Linked DNA regions of Homo sapiens: region 1 is linked to region 2. A link is an interaction called in ENCODE POLR2A ChIA-PET data of the cell type or tissue named here. Cell type or tissue: A673. All regions are shown on one strand. Each heading gives the region's core, and the rest is flanking DNA. Links, peaks and the distances in the headings are about the cores only. Region 1 overlaps TRERF1 (transcriptional regulating factor 1). Region 2 holds the start of LOC124901534 (small nucleolar RNA U13).

Region 1 (9,488 bases), core at 1,091-9,090, 250 kb after region 2:
GAGTGCATACTATGGGCTAAGCACTAGGCATTATGTATAGTAAAGTAACCTATGAGGGTGGGTGTGATTACGATGTGCCTATACTCAGTAAGCACTCAATAATTGTTAGCTATTATGATTGTTACTTTACAGATGAGAAAACTGAGGCTCAAAGAGCTTAAGGTTACATATCAAGTAACAATGCTGGGATTGACTGCAAAGCCCATGTTCTGTCCACTGTGCATTCATTCAGTATTTATTGAGTGCCTACTGTGTGCCAAGCATAGAGCTAGGTTTTGAGAATGCAGCAGTGAACAGTACAGACTTGCTTCCTCATCCCATGGGCATGGTCAATAAAGATTTAGCCAAACCTGATAAACTGCTGAAGCGTGCAGTACGGCGGCTGCCCCAGGAACTTGCACAAATGTCTCTAAGTGGGGAGGCTTTTGGAGGAGCTGGGCTCAGGCTGACCCTGGAAGGGTAATAAGCTATCGTTCCCAAGTCAAAATCCATTGCCTGAAGCCTTGGTATGAAGAAGGACATTTTGTTCAATTCTTGCATGACTTTGAGAAGGCCTTTTCCCACTCTGGAGCCTCAGTTTTTCATCTATAAATTGAACTTTGTTCTCTAAAGGGCACTGGGGTGATACAAGTGGTGCCATGGACAATGGGATCATTGGATGAATGAAATGGGTTTGTGGTGGGTATGAGGTCTTGTGGCAAGTCACTGTTTCCCCTTCCTCAACGTATGTGTCCTCTCCATTTGACTCTTCCCTTGAGCAGTGGCCAACCCAAAGGAGCGTTTGGGGAGCAGTTTGATGCCAAGAACAAGCTGACATGCTCCATCTGCCTGAAGGAGTTCAAGAACCTGCCTGCCCTGAATGGCCACATGCGGTCCCACGGGGGAATGAGGGCCTCCCCCAACCTCAAACAGGTTAGCAGGAGCCAGTTCCCGGTCCTTTCTAGGTCGTGTGCTGCTTGCTTTGCTTTGCTGCCGTCAGACAGAGAGTGATGTGAGCCCCATGCGGGACCTGGCGAGGCACAGTCCTCCCTTGACAGGAATGCTTAGGCTTTGGCGCTGGGAGCCAGCCAGGTCAAGCAGCCCCACTTCCCCAGCTTTATGATGAGCAAGGGTCAAAATCAGAGGCGCTAGAAAGCCTTTTAGGGCATCCCAGCTTCTCTCTCTGCCTCCTGGAGAAGACAGCAAAGGAAAACATGTAAATGCAATATTATTTTTAAACTTCTGCTGCTTGACACACCCAAGACCAGGCCCACTGGGGCCTTCCAGATTAGTGGTCAATTGCCAGAGAAAGCTAATATAATCATCAGGCTCTCAGCCAGAATTTTCTATTTACTGATGCAGTGGTGTTCAGCTCAACATCCAAAGATCCTTAAATACCCTCTGGATTATCCAGGTAGGATATCCAGATAGTAAACTATCCACAAATTTTAGAGTTAGATTAAAATCAAAAAATTTTCTCAGAATTATTTTAATATTGTTACTCTTAATTTAAATCTATGGGATTAAATCTCTGTTGAACAGAATTTTTGATTACCCAGATCACTCCATCTCCTGGCCATGCCAGATTATGTTTTTTAAAAAAGCTTTTGTCTTTACTTGTTAAAAGTACATGTTTTGTATCTCCAGTGTGGTTTCCTGACCTGAATAAAATTTAGGATGGAATGCCTATTTCCATTTGACAAATGAGTGAACTAAGGCCCATAGAATTAAAAACTCCTACACAAGATCGTACCTTCTTTTGGACTGATTACAAGTCCGTGTCCCTTTCTTTAAAAGCATGACAACCACACAATTTTTTTAAAATAGTTTAATACACAAGTAATGCATGGTCAAGAATTTTTAACTGTAAAAAATGGAGTCCAGCCTCTTCCACCATCAGCTGGCATCACTCCAGCCAAGGGACTCAGGATTGCAGGAAGGAAATCGCCCTGCAGCGGTTCTCTATCACCCATACCTGATGTCCTGGAACCTTTCGGGAAAAGCAAAGTGCATCCCCCTTGTGAGAGCTGCTCTCAGCCCAGGATCAAAGCCTTTATTGTCTGTGTAGGAGGAAGGAGAGAAGGTCCTGCCGCCTCAGCCCCAGCCACCACTGCCGCCTCCGCCTCCGCCTCCGCCGCCACCACAGCTCCCTCCCGAGGCAGAAAGCCTCACGCCTATGGTCATGCCCGTGTCTGTCCCTGTCAAGCTTCTCCCGCCCAAGCCCAGCTCTCAGGGGTTCACCAACAGCACCGTTGCCGCCCCCTCCGCCAGAGACAAGCCAGCCAGCTCGATGTCGGACGACGAGATGCCTGTGCTCGTGAGGATGACCCTCTCTCCCCCACACTCACCCCAAGGGGCTGCCCCCCGCACGCCTGCTGTGAGTTGCTGCTCTGCCCCACCTGCCTGGGTGGGGACATCCCTTTGCTTTCTTGGAGATGGGGCGGCCCTTCCAGAGTCACTGACCTGAGCTTGGATACGGCTTGGTCTCTCAGGGCTGAACCCGTGGCCACATTGGGAACCCTACCCTTGTTCACACTGCCTGCTCCCCATTAAATGCCAAACTAATGGCCTAGGTTAGATTCTGAGAGACCCGAAAGTGTTCCCAGGTTTAAACAGAGACGATCATTCAGCTGGGAGTCACTGAGACAATCATAGCCATTATTGAAATATGGAAGTCCTGTATCCCAGAAAGTAAGCAGCTGTTGCCCCAGGCCCTGGCCCCTTCCCCAGGATCTCCAGACCTCCCAAATCCACAACCAAAGAGGTAACCACTGGCGCAGCAGGCTTCCAGGCAATAGCCCTGGCATCCATTCTGACAAGCAGCCTTACCAGTTGCTTAATATTTTTGTCTGCTTAAATACCCTGGAGAACCTAATTCGTTAAAGTTCCCAAAGTAGTTCCACTGAGAGCCACCCACCCCTAATCTCAGGAAAGCAAAGAGATTTGTTTTTCTCACTCACTGTTCTCCTTTCTCCAATTTTAAGTGCTTCACTCAAACAGCTTAATTTGCCTCTGGGAAGGGTTTCCGTCTGTCTGTCTCTCTCTCTCTCTCTCTCTCTCTCTCTCTCTCTCTCTCTCTCTCTCTCTCTCTCTCTCTCTCTCTCTCTCTCTCTCTCTCTCTCTCTCTCTCTCTCTCTCTCTCTCTCTCTCTCTCTCTCTCTCTCTCTCTCCTCTCTCTCTCTCTCTCTCTCTCTCTCTCTCTGCCCCTAGGGAATTTGTGACCTGTGTGGTTGGCAATATCAAACCTACCCCCTCCCCACAAAGTGGCATGTTGGGTCATATTTGTCCTTAGGAATAGGTAGCTGCTGGGAATCCAGGAGGCATAAGGGTAGGCTGGGCCAGGGTAGAGGGAGAGAAGATAATGAATACAACTAGAAAAGTACAGAAAAAAACCTTTATGGTGTAATATCAAGTCCTCAAAAGAAGAGAAACTGATGGAGAACTGGGGGGAAGATTCTCATAAGCCGTCAGGACTTGGGGGTCAGCAACAGGCAGAGAGATGAAATGACACATCCAAGCTCCCTCTTTGCCCAGGGAAGTTCGTGCTTTGGCAGGAGAAACAGTGTTTCCTTGGGGAAATAGTTCCCTTGGGGAACTCTCAATTAAGAGTTCATAGTCACATGGGGGTCAGAGTCCCAGGCACACCCCCCCCACCCCTTCAAGATGGTAAGAGAAAGACAGGGGCAGACAAGAAATTGATGCTTTAAGTGTGACTGGATGAGAATACACCTGGGTAGCCAAAGTCATTATGGACTGGGGAGGGGCAAGGGAGTTTGCTCAGGAGATCACCATTAGAGTTCTGAGCAGGATTTTGAAGGAAGGGATGAACTTGGCTTAATGGAAGGGTGAGAGAGACCTCGTTGGTGGGGGCGGTAGGCTGAAGTGGAAGCATGTAGGTGGGACTGAATACATGGGAACAAGGCCCTGGCACTTAATGTAAAGAAATTAAAACATCCAGGAAGGAGCCCCGAGTGCCCATCTCAGTTTGGCTCCTAGCCAGCTGGGATGAAGACAGCTGAGACCTGCCCCCCACTCACAGCCTCAGTTTCCTCCCCTGACCTTGATAGGGTTGGACTCATCAGTGGTTCTCATCCTTCTCTGTGGGCAGCTTTTTAAAGTTTTCAGTGCTTGGCCTCACCCCCAAAGTGTCCAAATAGCTTGGTGGGGTGGAACACTGTAAGTGTTTCCTCTCAAGTGACAACCATATATGACATCCTGGGTGGCTTCTCTTGCCCAGTGGCTCAGAGCCTTGCCTGGAGGATCGGAAAATCCAGGTTTAGAGCTGGAGTAACAGGACAAGAAGCTGGAGGAGAGGGAGCCCAAAAGGGACCTCTGGCCCTGTGATCAGAGGTCTGGATTGCAGTGCTGCGTTGAGATCATATAAGGTCTGCATGTTCTTGGATGATCTTATCTGTTACCCGGGAACAGAGTGTATCTTCAGGGCTGCTCCCCTTGGGGGGGGCACAGGCCTCCTTCCCCCATTCTCCTCAGCCCCTCTCTCGCCTCAGCCTCAGGCGCTGAGGAGCCCTCTGGTGGAGAAAAGAGGCGGTTGAGCGCGCTGGCCTAAGGAGGGTCCCCTGGGGGTGAGGCGCGGGGATAGGGGAGGGGTGGGGGCGGGGGTAGTTAGGAACCTCACTCTGGAGCCGGGAGCCTGGGACCCTCTGCCCCCTCCTCCTTTCCCCACTCTCTGCCTCCCTAGACTCCTCTCCTAGAGGCCAGGATGGCACCATGGAAGGCAGAGAAGCTGAGGGAGAAACAGAAGGGGGCAGAGCCTGAAGCTCTGGAGGGAGAGGAGCCCAGAGCAGAGGAGCCCATGGGGCAGGTCACATGGCCTGGAGGCAGATGGTCACATGACCGTAGCCAGCCCTTCCCATCACCCCCTGCTGCTTCCTACCCAGGCGCCACCCTGGGCTCAGGAGTCTCCAGGACCTGCAGCTGTGACTGGCCCCTGGCCTGCAGGGCCTGAGAGGGCACCCCAGACTGCCCAGAACCTTCCCTCAGGTATCCCCGTGGCCCCTCCCAACCACACTGCCTCTGCAGCCACACCCAGCTCTCGACTTTTCTGGGCTGATGCTACCACACAACCCGAGTCTGTTTCTGTTTGGCTTTGGCATGCCCTGCTCATCTGTTTACGTGCCTATGTTTACTTATTAGTATATATGTATCCATGTGGCAGATCCTCCTTCCAGACTATGCTTGGTTCCGCTGCCATTAAAATAAACTAACTCTCCTGACAGGAAGCCAACCTCAGAGAAGAGTTTGCTACAAATAAGCTACGAGTTCTGGGAGCAATAGTGAGGGGTGGTGACGGGGGAGGTTAACCAGATCCGTTTTTAGGTGAGCACATGGAAGGGCCCTTAGAGGTCATCGAAGGCTCTCCCCCCCTGCTGAAAGTGACCCAGGAGAGCCCGGTGTGGGTCGCTGGCCTTAGGAACCTTGGCTAGGCTTGAACCCCCACTTCCTGCCTCACAGGTCTCGGTCCCAGCTTCCCTGAAGAGATTATTCTGTCCCCTTCTCAGAACATGTGGTATCTGTTCCTGATGTCCGTCCCTGGGGAGCAATGGGGGAATTAAAGAGCCCACTCAGCTGGATTCCACTCAAACAGATGGGAATGTAGTGATAAGCAATAAAGAATTTGAATTTATTACTTCTTGCCCACCCACTATTCCTACCACCCCCAGCTCTTTCAGAAATTAGGGATTTCTTCCAAAACCTTAGTTTTCTCCCTAGTCTAGCAACCAGAACTCGCTTTGCCTAAAATGGATGTGGTCAGAATGTGGGGGCGTTGGGGGTGGGGGGGTCAAGCAGAAGGGCTCTCTGCTTAGACAGTAGAAGGCCCCCTTCCCTGAACCTGTGGAAATGGCCTGCGGGGGAAGCTGAAGTATTCGAATCAGATCGTTGTTCCGGTTTTAGGAAATCCCCAGGAAGCATCAGCCGAGTGTGCCCAAAGCCGAGGAGCCCCTCAAGACCGTGCAGGAGAAGAAAAAGTTCCGGCACCGGCCGGAACCTCTCTTCATCCCGCCGCCGCCCTCCTACAACCCGAACCCCGCTGCCTCCTACTCGGGCGCCACCCTGTACCAGAGCCAGCTGCGCTCCCCGCGCGTCCTCGGGGACCACCTGCTCCTGGACCCCACCCACGAGCTGCCCCCTTACACGCCCCCACCCATGCTGAGCCCGGTGCGCCAGGGCTCGGGGCTCTTCAGCAATGTCCTCATCTCCGGCCACGGCCCTGGCGCCCACCCGCAGCTGCCCCTGACGCCCCTGACGCCCACACCACGGGTGCTGCTGTGTCGCTCCAGTGAGTCACCCCTTTAGCGTCCTCCTGGGCTCTGGGTGCTGGGTAAAGTCCTGGGACATCTCGTTTTCTTTAGCTTTCTCATTTATCCCACAGACTTTTGCGGAGTATTGGCTGTATGTAGCACGCGCTGCTGGGTGTTAAGAAAGACTTGGAATACATAGCCCTTATCCTCAAGGGAATCGCAGTCTAATTGGGAGACAGATGCATAAAGTGATCACTACAGTCTCTGGGATAAGGAAACAGTTGAAATGTTCACCCACTTTTTAAGGCTGCCAGCAATGATCGTGCAAGAGAGAAAAAATGAGACCGGGCGCGGTGGCTCACACCTGTAATCCCAGCGTTTTCGGAGGTCGAGGCGGGTGGATCACTTGAGGCCGGGAGTTGGACACCAGCCTGGCCAACATGGTGAAACCCCGTCTCTACTAAAAATACAAAAATTAGCCGGGCATGGTGGCACGCACCTGTAATCCCAGCTACTTGGGAAGCTGAGGCAGGAGAATCGCTTAAACCTGGGAGGCAGAGGTTGCAGTGAGCCAAGATCATGCCACTGCACTCTAGCCTGGGGGATGAGAGTGAAACTCCGTCTCAAAAAAAAAAATAACGGGATGTGGTAGCAGGCACCTGTAGTTCCAGCTACTCAGGAGACTGAGGCAGGAGAATCTCTTGAACCCGGGAAGCGGAGGCTGCAGTGAGCCGACATCGCGCCACAGCACTCCCGCCTGGGCGAAGGAGCGAGACTCCGTCTCAAAAAAAAGAAAATGTACTCAGTAGATGTACAAATAAGATTAGGTATTACATGCAAGATCAAGCCTTGACATTTTAGCATGCTTTATAAAAATCAAGCATAGAGAGGCTAGGATCTCTTTCTGGAGCAAGAATAATTGCATAGAAATCATACCGCTTAGCAGACCATTGTGGGACAGCTGGCTTCTCCTCACCCTGTGTGAGAAATGGGTAACCCTAAGTTATTTTGCACCATACTCCACCCAGCTCCCTGGAAACTGTCAAGGATAACTCTGGCAGGAGCTGGGTAGGAGAGAAGCTCTATTATGGCTGGTTAGGTAACTGCTCATTTGCTTTAGTCTTTTTCAACATTCCTTCCCTGTTGACTAGTGACCTCTGATTTTTGTGTTTTAGACAGCATCGATGGCAGCAACGTGACGGTCACCCCAGGGCCTGGAGAGCAGACTGTAGATGTTGAACCGTAAGGAAAAGTCAATTACTCTTTAGAACAGAAGCCTCAGCTTCTTGAGAAGTATAGTTAATACTTTTGTAGTCAGAGGATTACACTGAGAGAGCAGTTGTAGAAATTGTAGGATCGTGGTTATTTCTTGAGTACTGTTGTTTCCCTGCACAATGGTTGCCAGTATTTCAAGGCCTTTGCCAAAGACTAAATACATGGTCAAAGCATGAAGCCCTGTATTCAGAGAGCCTAGCGTCCCTGCGTCTGGCTCCACAGGCAGTGCTTTCTCATCCCCAGTGACACAGGCATCTCCCTCCGGGTGGCTCATTCTTTAAGAGGCTCCTTCTGAATGTCTTCACTTCCCTCCTCCCCAATTCTTGGCCAGTCCTCCAAATGGGCTTGTTAAGTACTTTAATTTTGCATAGGCAGTGGGTGGTATTAGGAGAGGCAAAGGTGGTTATTTTCATGGATAGGCACAGAAAAGAGGCCAGGTGGTAGAGTGGTGAGTAGATTGAGTCAGGAATCAAAAAACCTAAGTTCCAACACCATTTTGTAATTTGATCTTGATCCAGTTAACCTTTGTAGGGTTTAGTTGACTCGTCAAATGGGAGTAATTATTCCAGCCTTGCTTACATCACAGATCTCTGTGAGGTTCGGATGGGATAATATCTGTGAAAGTGATCTGAAAGAGATAAAAAAATGAATGCTTTGTATTTGTCCCCTTTTTTGTGTTGTTAAATGGCACCATTGGCCATGCTCTGGGAAACTGTTATGTTGGAAATAATCACCCTCCCTCTCCCAGTTACAGGGAGCTGTAAAAGCCCCAGGCCGACTGCCCCCTTGCTCCTAAAATATTTCTCCCTAATCTTAAAGCTGTTCCTTATCCCAGTGAAAAGGCCACGTGTGGAATCTTAGGGTCACACTGTGAGGAAATGCCCCTGCATTCTTGCAGAAAGAACTAGTTTCCTTCTTTTTCAAGTTCCTGACAGTTGCCCTTGGCCTGAGCCATCAAATTGAAGACCACATTGTTGTTTTTCTTCTTGTCATTTAAAGACGCATCAACATTGGCTTGAGATTCCAAGCAGAAATCCCTGAACTCCAAGATATCTCTGCCCTGGCCCAGGACACACACAAGGCCACACTGGTATGGAAGCCCTGGCCAGAACTAGAAAACCATGACCTCCAGCAAAGAGGTATTGGCATATGGGAAGAGCTGGGTGGGAGAGGTTTGATTCTCTCACTGAGATCACTGGCTCTGGGATTGGTGTGTTTTCCATTACACTCAGCTCTCTCTGATGCATTGGCTTCTCCTTATTCCCAACAGTGGAGAATCTTCTGAATTTGTGCTGTTCCAGTGCATTGCCAGGTGGAGGGACCAATTCTGAATTTGCTTTGCACTCTCTGTTTGAGGCCAAAGGTGATGTGATGGTAAGGAACCATGAAAAAGAGGCTTTACAAATTCCTGAAGAGTATTTTCCCAAGTTTCAATATTGTCTCATGTACCATACAACCAATTTGTAATGACCAATCGGCGCATGATGACCAATCAGCACGCCTCCCTATTCCTTCTCTCGGTGGGTAGGTCAGGATGTTAAAGTCTGTAGAAAAAAATCTCCAATTGGATTTCTGTTTCCACATCTGTTCCTAAAGTTAGAACTGTGGGTACATCTGTCCTAGGACATTAGAATTTCTTTTCCACATCTTGCACTTCACATCAGAAAACTGAGTCTCCAGTGATGGAGGTAGAAGGCTTTACTGAAGCAGAAGTTGGTCTAAAATAGCCTATCATACTCTGCTGATTCTTCTTCCCTACTATGGAAATCAGCCAAAGTTTGATGTTTATAGAACTCTTTTCTCCTCTAACCAAAATAAAGTGTTTACTGTTCACCAACTGGTTCCATTCTTCCACTTTTAACACAGTTCTGCAGATGTTCCCAAACCCATGCCTTGGTGCTGTCTTCCCAAAATCAGAGCTAACAGTTGACCTGCTCAACCTGGACTTCCTTTTTTTTTTTTTTTTTTTTTAAG
Region 2 (9,488 bases), core at 639-8,638:
ACCATTATTATTATTACTATCAATATAGAAAATTAAAGAAATAAAAAAGAACAAGAAAGACAATAGTGTGTGCCACCTGGTGGCAAGACTTACCTCCCAAATCAGGAGGTCTTCCTCCATCCATCTTGGACACATTCTACCTATAAATACAGAATCCTTACCCATTCAGTTGCCCCCCAAAAGCCTTTGATTTCCTCAGGATGGTTCCGAAAAACACCTTCCTCTTGTTACTTTACCCGGAACATGGCTTAAGTCTTTGGCTGCTGGAGATGGAAGATCTGCCTTTGAATATGAGAGTTCTGACCAGCTACTTCTGTGTTCTGTGTTTTGTGATGTGTTGTGTCAGTGGGTTAGTGTTTTACTGCTTCCTCTTAAGTAGAAGAATAACTTTCTTTTTGGTGACTTCTGAAACAGAACGTCCCCCTCCCCAAGACACACAAGTGTGCATATACAGGCACACATCAACCAGGCAGTATGCCGAGGTCATAACACTTCATTCATAACACCATTAAATTATAATCTAACCTTTAAATTATAGTTAAGATGATCATCAGCAGTGCAATGCCATGTGAGCTACACATATTTATTCCCCACATGTCTGATTTTGGAAATCCGACATCTTCTCTAAATGAGTGCACCTTCCTCTCAATGCTCACTTTCTCAATAAAGATAAATGCATCATCTACACACATACTCAGTTTCTATCCCTAAATTTTCCAGCCAGGGAAATCTAATAACTGTTTTATATATCCAAGGATATCTATGTGTCTAGCTATCTCATGCTTCTGGAATTCTACATTCACATATTATGAAGACTAAATGGAAAAGCCCGCATGGATGTATCTAGCCCTCAGTTGGTACTCAGTCAGCCCTCAATAAATGTTGGAATTGAACATGTCCCTAGCCTCTACATACTGATGCTATCTAAGGTAGATTTTTTAAATATGCAAATAATAAATTCCCTAGTGCATTTTTTTCAAAAGTTTCATATATATGTGTGTGCATATATGTATATTATATGCATGTGTATGTATATGTTGGCCTGCCAGTCACTTTTTCTGTTTCTCAAATGAGTCAGCGTAAGCTCTGGGAAGCCAAGAGTGATTTATATTCTGTACTCAGAGTCCTCCCCCACCAGAAGGTCTTACACTTTGCATAGATTCTTCTTATACACATGATGATGTTCAGGGCTGGCTTTGGTGTATCATAGTGAACCTTAAGGGGCCTAGGGGGAATTGTGTTTTTCCCCACTCCATGACAAATATTACAGATAGGCCCACTCAGCTCCATTCCGACTCCCAGCAAAACTTTGAAATGCATTGTTCTGAGCTATAAGTGGTTGAGAATACCCTACAATGGGTTATATGTTCCCAAGGTTGATCAACTTTTATAGGATTCCAGGGCAGAAACAAGTGGGGGTAATTTTTCCGCTAATATGCCTTGCTAAATGCTTCAGATAAAAAGAGAAAGACTATTAATTTCCTAGACTCCTTTAGAGCTGAGTTCTGAGTCCATCAAGGAAACTCACTTGGGAGTTTGGAAGACAGATATAAGGTGGGGGCCACAGTTCTGCTATTCTCTGTCATTCTCCTGGCATGCACATGTGTGGAGATAAATGGAGTTCTGTGACAGAAGTGGGAAGAGTCCCAGTGTCTGGTTCTTAGCTTTGTGGGTGTCAGGAACGATGTGATCCTAGTATTTCTGGTATTTCCTGATTCTCCAACTTATTGTAGTGACAGAAGAAGCAGCTCCCTTATGGGCCACTTCTGCCATCTTGTTCTGGGGAGTCATTCTTGGAAGGTCACCGTAGGGCTCTTCCTACAGCCCCTCAAACAATTTTTTAAGTACCTATTTCTCTTGTCAAGGAATCATTTGTTTAAGTTAGCCCTAGTGGTTTCTGCAACTGAACCCTGATGGATAGACCCTAGAAACACCCCTTCCTCTCACATCCCCATGCTATCTCAACCCAGGCTGGTGACTGTAACTGTAGCTGGAAAATTCTGCCTTTGAATCCTGTAGAAGCTTATCAACATAGGGAACATATAACGCCATGTAGGACATGCTCGATCACTTATAGATCTGAACAATACACTTAGAAGTTTTGTCCTGGGAAAAAGCTTTGACTGTGTGGAAAAAAAGAAAGAAACAAAAAGGATTATGGGTGTAGTGGGCACCTTTTTTTTTTTTTTTTTTTTTTGAGACAGAGTCTTGCTCTGTTGCCTAGGCTGGAGTGCAGTGGCACGATCTCGGCTCACTGCAAGCCCACCTCCCGGGTTCACAATATTCTCCTGCCTCAGCCCCCCAAGTAGCTGGGACTACAGGCGCCTGCCACCACGCCCGGCTAATTTTTTGTATTTTTTTTTTTAGTAGAGACGAGGTTTCACCATGTTGGCCAGGATGGTCTTGATCTCCTGACTTCATGATCCGCCTGCCTCGGCCTCCCAAAGTGCTGGGATTACAGGCGTGAGCCACTGCGCCTGGCCTTAGTGGGCACCTTTTTAGAGGAGTTGCCACTGCAGGAGACAACCAGGTACTGAGCCGGAAGATAAACGTTGCCACCTCCATGCTTTTACCCCACACCTTCCCCTGATGATTGTGGCATTTGGTTTTACAGCAGAGTGTCACCATCAGGGAAACCAAGTAACTGGGAAAGTGGCTGGAAAAGTCACCCATCCCAACCACCCTCCTTGCCTGAATCTGCAGCCATGATGCAAATTTTCCAAAATGCTCTGTTTAGCAAGAGTTGGCTGTGAGTTCTAAAGAAAAAAAACCCTAATAGTATTTTTGTTCTCATCCTAAGTGTTCTTGCAGGGGAAGTATTTTTTTTTTTAATTTAAAAATAAAATGTAGTTATTTTTATTTAAGACAATTCCCCATCTTGAACACATTTACATTTTTTTCTTCCCCCATTTACAGCCTATTTCCTGAAAAATGTTGAGAAGATTTAAGTGTCTAATATTTTCCAAGGCCATCTCATGATTCATCAGTTTATTGTTTGTTAAGTATCAGCCTCAAGAAACTGGCTTAAATGGGAATGTTGATCTGGATTTTCTCCTCTGATTTACTTCACAGATGACGGGAGAATGAATTAAAAGATTAAAAAGTCAACATTTTGCTGAGTCCTTTGAATAACAAAGAGGTCCTGTAAGAACCAAGTGAGGCTAAATAGGCAATCCTTGTCCTGTGATATAGCATCACATATTAATAGAATTTGTGACAGGAGGGAGGGGGGCGGGCGCAGTAGCTCATGCCTATAATCCCAGCACTTTGGGAGGCCAAGGTGGACAGATCACCTGATGTCGGGAGTTCACGACCAGCCTGATCAACATGGAAAAACCCCGCCTCTACTAAAAATACAAAATTAGCCGGGCGTGGTGGCACATGCCTGTAATCGCAGCTACTCGGGAGGCTGAGACAGGAGAATCGCTTGAACCTAGGAGGTGGAGGCTGTGGTGAACTGAGATCGCGCCATTGCACTCCAGCCTGGGCAATAAGAGTGAAACTCCATCTCAAAAAAAAAAAAATATATATATATATAGAATTTGTGACCGGAGGGGCCTTAGGACCTGTCACCTAATTTCACAGAAGAAGAAACTGAGCCCTAAAGAAGGGAAATGACTAACTCAGGATTGCCAGTGACCAGTGGCAGAGCTGGGAGTAGAATTCAGGTCTCCTGAGGTTCACCCTCCGGTGCTTTCTCTCCTGTCTTGCTTATTTTCATGTGAACCCTTTTTGATCACACTTCCCTTTCCTGCTTTCCAGCCTTTTGATCACACTTCTACTTTCCTGCTTTTCAGCCTGAGTATGTCTACTTATGAGAAATACAGAGATCATTTAAGGAGCTGAGAATTTCCTTCTCACTTAGAGCTCCATAGAAGTCAGGACTCCCATTCACATGGAACAGATGAGAAAGAAAAAAGTTCAGAAGGGAGTTTCACTTGCCAGAGTCCACACAGCTACGGTTAGACCTCAGACCTCCTGAACAACCAAGCCGATGTCCTTCCCAACACATTAAAACAGGTGGGCTAAATAGGTGGCCTGGTACATTACATGAATGTACTGTTCTTTTGTTTAAAGAAGTGTGTGGGAAACAGAATTTGGTCTAATTAAAGGCCGTTGGGGGTGGATTAATGAAGTACAAAAAGGGCCTCATTAAAAGAAGCTGTCTTCTAAAAGGCAAGCCAATGGCAGTTATCTTTCCAAAGTGAACATTAGAAAGTGGTTCCTGTGTAATTTTCCAATCATTTAACTTAAAGATTCCTATCTATTGATACATGAGGGTCTGCATGTACTTTTGTGATGGCTTGAACCAAGGTTGACTTGAGCAAAAAGCTGCTCAAGGCCAGTGATCATTGTTTAAATTATGAAAGTAATATAAGCACATTACAGATCTTTGGAAAGTTCAGGAGGGAAAAAAATGTACCCATGGTTCTACCATCCAGCATGGTATTGTTATTATTTTGTACATTCCCTTTCTGTCTTCTCATCAGAAGTGTCTTTACGCAGTTTTAAATGGTCTTCCTCTAATTTTCATAGCATACTATGACCTTGTATTACACTTTCCCCTGTGACATTAGATCATAAACATTTTTCTCGTAGATTTTGTCTTCATGAGCATCACATCTAATGGCTGCAAAAAGGTCCACCTCATGGGGGTCCCATAAGGTGCTCGTGATTCTCTAGAGGATTCATGAACATCTTTCCAGGGGGGGGTCACATTGTCAAAGACAGCAATGGCATTTGTTTTAATTTCAAAAAATAAAAAGTAGCTCAGTTTTTAATTTGAAACATTGCCCCTTTAAAGCTGAGCAGCATGAGAGCCTCTGGATGTGTGTCACGTGGATACACACAGGGTTAGTGGAGATGATAAGCCAGTGCCTCAGTCCATACCCCGCTCAGCACAACACACTGGGGACTAACACCTAAGAAGTCTATTGGACTGTTATAAATTCCACACGGACTCATGCTATAACATGGATGAACCTTAAAAACATTATGCTGGCCAGGTGCGGTGGCTCACGCCTGTAATCCCAGCACTTTGGGAGGTCGAGATGGGTGGATCACCTGAGGTCAGGAGTTTGAGACCAGCCTGGCCAACATGGTGAAACCCCATCTCTACTAAAAATACAAAAATTAGCCGGGCATAGTGGTGGGTGCCTGTAATCCCAGCTACTCAGGAGTCTGAGGCAGGAGAATTGCTTGAACTCGGGAGGGTGGAGGTTGCAGTGAGCTGAGATTGCACCACTGCACTCCAGCCTGGATGGCAGAGTGAGACGTGTCTCAAAAAAAAAAAAAAAAAAAAAAAAGAAAGAAATTTAGGGGACACATTCAAACTATAGCAAGGAACAATTCATTTACTGGGAATAATGATTATCCATACCCCAATTCCATTTCCAAATGTACTTGTAGAAAATTGTTTGCAAATGACAGCCTGAAATCTCTCATCTCTTTGTTTTGAAACAAAACATAAAATGTCCAAAAATAAAACAGTTGAGATCCGTTTGTGATTCATAAGGGTGATGATTGGGTTTTCATGCTAATATGTGAGATGTGACTCCTTCAAACTTCCTTGTTATGACATCAGCACATTACTCATCTGATGTGAAAAGAAATTTTTAATTTAAAAAAGTTGATATTTTAAGCTAAAATGCAAAAATTCTAAACACTAGGCAATCACAATAGCTTTTGTCCATTTGACTGCCATAGCATGTAGTTACTTTTATTTTATTTTAGAGACAGAGTCTTACTTTGTTGCCCAGGCTGTAGTGCAGTGGTTTGATCTTGGCTCACTGCAACCTCTGCCTCCTGAGTTCAAGTGATTCTTATGCCTCAGCCTCGAGAGAAGCTGGGGTTACAGGCGTGTGCTACCACGCCCAGCTAATTTTTTTTTTTTTTTTTTTTTTTTAGACGGAGTCTCGCTCTGTCGCCCAGGCTGGAGTGCAGTGGCGCGATCTCGGCTCACTGCAAGCTCCACCTCCCGGGTTCACGCCATTCTCCTGCCTCAGCCTCCGGAATAGCTGGGACTACAGGCGCCCGCCACCACTCCCGGCTAATTTTTATGTTTTTTTTTTTTTTTTAGTGGAGGTGGGGTTTCACCATGTTGGCCGGGATGGTCTCCATCTCCTGACCTCGTGATCCACCCACCTCGGCCTCCCAAAGAGCTGGGATTACAGGGGTGAGCCACAGCGCCCGGCCATTTTTGTATTTTTAGTAGAAACGAGATTTCACCATGTTAGCCAGGCTGGTCTTGAACTCCTGACCTCAGGTGATCCACCCACCTTAGCCTCCCAAAGTGTTGGGATTACAGGCATGAGCCACCTCGCCCAGCTGCATGTAGTTACTTTTAATCTATACTGAATATAGGCTTGGTCCCTAAACTAACCATAATAAACAATTCCATTTCGAAATGTAAATCACAAATTATATTTTGTCTTACATAATTGATTTAAAGTATGTGTCATGTTAAACAGAAAGTTGAATTTTGTCTTAATAACATGAATATTATTGGATTATATTAAATTAATATTTTTTGTAGAATTGTAATACTTTTTTAAACATAAACAATTTTACAAAAAATTGTAAAACATATATCAATGAGCTAATATTTATAAGTGTAATATTCTAAATATTTTTGAAGTGCCTGTAACAATGCCTAGAACAGTGCCTGGTACATAATAAGCATTATATGTGTCTGTTAAATAAAAAGAAAACGAAATTATAAAATATTTTAAAATACTACAAGTTTTATAAGTATATTTATATATATGAATTGATAAAGAACATTTGCATAGTAAAAAATATATATACATTGGAAAATGCAGATTTATGTAATCACTCCCCCATTGTTGGCTATTCAGGTTACTGCCAGTGTCTTTTTTAAAGGATTACTATGGTGAACATTTTTCAAGCGTAAAGTTTCAGTAGTTTATGTTATTTTCTTAAGGTATCTTCACAGAATTGGATAACCGGTGCAAAAGTTGTGATGACATGTATTACTTTCTATATGTGTCATAGTTGCTAATATTATCTTAGTGGCACTTAGCATAAGGAAAATATAATGCCCCAACTCTGCGTCAGGCTCTGTTGCAAGAGGCTTTACCAAACTTATTGCTATGGTTGGAATATTTATTTCCTCCAAAACTTTGTTGGAATTTAATCCACAACATGGCAATATTGAGGAGGGGGTCTTTAAGAGGTGACTGGGTTATGAGGTCTCTGCTCTCATGAAGGGATTAGTTGATCGGTGGGTTAATGGATTAACGGGCTATCCTGGGAGTAGGACTGGTGGCTTTATTAGAAGAGGAAGAGAGACCTGAACTAGCATGCTCAGCCCCCTCGCCATGTGATGCCCTATGCCACCTTGGGGCTCTGCAGAGTCCTCACCAGCAAGAAGGCCCTCACCAGATGTGGCCCCTTGACCTTGGACTTCTCAGCCTCCATAACTATAAGAAATATTTTTTTTTCTTTATAAATTACCCAGATTCAGGTATTCTGTTATAACCAACAGAAAATGGGCTGGGCACGGTAGCTCACGCCTATAATTCCAGCCCTTTGGGAGGTCAAGGTGAGTGGATCACTTGTGGCCAGGAGTTTGAGACCAGCCTGGCAAACAACCTCCTTACTAAAAATACAAAAATTAGCTGGGCATGGTGGCACATGCCTGTAATCCCAGATACTCAGGTGACTGAGCCACGAGAATTGCTTGAACCCAGAAGGGGGAAGTTGCAGTGAGCTGAGATGGCATTACTGCACTCTAGCCTGGCTGACAGAGCGAGACAAAAAAAAAAAAAGGGCAATAGAAAATGGACGAAGACACTCATCTTTATGGATCTTCATGATAATTCTGTTGGGTAGGAGGTAGTATTATCATTCTTATTTTCTAGATGAATCAACTGAGACTCAAAGAGTTGAATCACAATGACCTGATGTCTAGGAGGGAACACTGAGTTTCAACTGCAAGTACACCAAGTAGGAAAGACTGTCTTGTGGTAAATTTCTTTCTCTTGGCTAAAAGTAGGGGGTGATATCGGGTCAATTTGTTATTGTCACCTACAAGAGAGATGGAAAAGGCTTCTACATTATCATGAACTTGAGAATCTTACAGTTAAAAATTGGAAAGATGAAAAATGGGGTGGAGAGTGGGGCAAGAGTGATTGGTAGGATTACTTGGTGTATCAGTTTCCTTGGGCATCCATCACAAAGTACCACAAACTGGGACGCTTAAACAATAGATATTTATTCTCTTATAGTTTTGAAGGCTGGAAGTCCAAAATCAAGGTGTCAGCAGGCACCTGCTCTCTCTGAAGGCTCTAGTTTCAGGTGGTTACTGTCAGTCTCTGGCATGGCTTGGCTTGTGCATGCATCACTCTAATCTCTGTCTTCACATGGTCTTCTCCCCACTGGGAAGACAGAGATAGTGATTTGGACACAGACACCAAGTCTCTGTGTAAAGACACTATTTCCAAATAAGATTCTGGGTGAACATGAATTGTGCAGGGTTACTATTTTTAACCCAGTACTGTACACTTGGGTAGGAGAAGCCTGATACTTCTGCCCCTTCCCACTTTCTACTTTGTGCATGCAGTGGCTAGCAGAGGTATCTCTGCTCTCAGAAGTGAGGGGAAATCCTTATGTCCCTAGGCAATGTCTTAGTAGGCTGCTGACACCCAGAAGAAACAGTCTCTTCAGACTCAGAAGGCTACATATAGGCCCATCCCCATCATCTTCCTCTACAGTTGCTGGAAGAAGGCTGCAATAAATAGCTCCCATAGTTGGGGCAACAGAGAATCTCAAAGGAAAAGATGTGCACAGAGCCAAGAATTACTAACACATCGTAAAAGAGAAGAACAAAATGAAACAAATGACTAGTACCTGAGAAACAGATCATAGAACTCACAGAAGGGGATTTTAAGAGAAGTATAATGAACCTTTCATCACAGGGATAAAAGACAATTGAATCCATAAGACAAGGAGGAAATTATGAAAAAGTATCAAATAGAGATCTTGGAAGTGAAAAGTATTCAGAAGAGAGGGAAATGGTAAAATGAATACAAATGAAGAGCTGTTTATTGAGCTGGAAACAATAGCTGAGGGATTCTCCCAGAATGTAGTATAACAGGACAGAGAAAAATTATGAAAGAAATGTTTAGAAACATGGAGGGTAGAACCAGAAGCTCCCAAATCTATCAATTCACATTCCAGAAGAAAATAAAAGCAGAAAATATGAGAGAGAGGAAAAATTAAAAACATATTAAAAGAAAAATTTCCAGAGTTGAATAAAAGCACAAATCTTCAGGTTGAAAACTGAGTAGGATGAATAGAAATGACTACACTTAGATACACACAGTGAAATTTTAGAACAAGTGTAAGGAGAAATTCTAAAAGCATCCAAAGATTTTTAAAATTTTTTCTGCAAAGACTAATATCAGAATTCTCAGTAAAAATGCATTGCATACAAGAAGGCAATATAAAATACATCTTCAACATTT

Evidence for each region. Peaks named below come from ENCODE experiments on the same cell type or tissue, not always from the same donor. Only the 100,000 strongest peaks of a DNase experiment are listed, where the experiment ranks them.
Region 1: POLR2A ChIA-PET joins it to region 2 with 14 read pairs; 3 of 35 experiments call an interaction of 5 or more read pairs at or near these places.

Annotation. Positions count from the first base shown.
Region 1 is chr6:42,256,128-42,265,615 of GRCh38, reverse strand. It overlaps TRERF1 (transcriptional regulating factor 1), which reads left to right. Exons shown (of 18, transcript NM_001395490.1): 7 at 762-912; 8 at 2,048-2,296; 9 at 5,893-6,277; 10 at 7,415-7,481; 11 at 8,514-8,653; 12 at 8,785-8,888. LOC124901316 (a long non-coding RNA gene) reads right to left here. Exons shown (of 2, transcript XR_007059577.1): 2 at 7,855-8,142. Among named protein-coding and RNA genes, the nearest start is that of MRPS10, 43 kb to the right of the region's middle. RefSeq lists enhancers at 4,404-4,453, 4,391-4,911, 4,912-5,432, 7,510-8,237. In A673, for the core only: a CTCF peak has its summit at 4,504 (motif pointing left); DNase peaks (open chromatin) are centred at 4,515, 4,805 and 5,525; H3K27ac peaks cover 802 bases.
Region 2 is chr6:42,501,614-42,511,101 of GRCh38, reverse strand. LOC124901534 (small nucleolar RNA U13) reads left to right here and starts at 5,496; the gene lies at 5,496-5,602. RefSeq lists enhancers at 3,739-3,858, 8,501-8,640. In A673, for the core only: no CTCF peak of the experiment used is centred there; no DNase peak of the experiment used is centred there.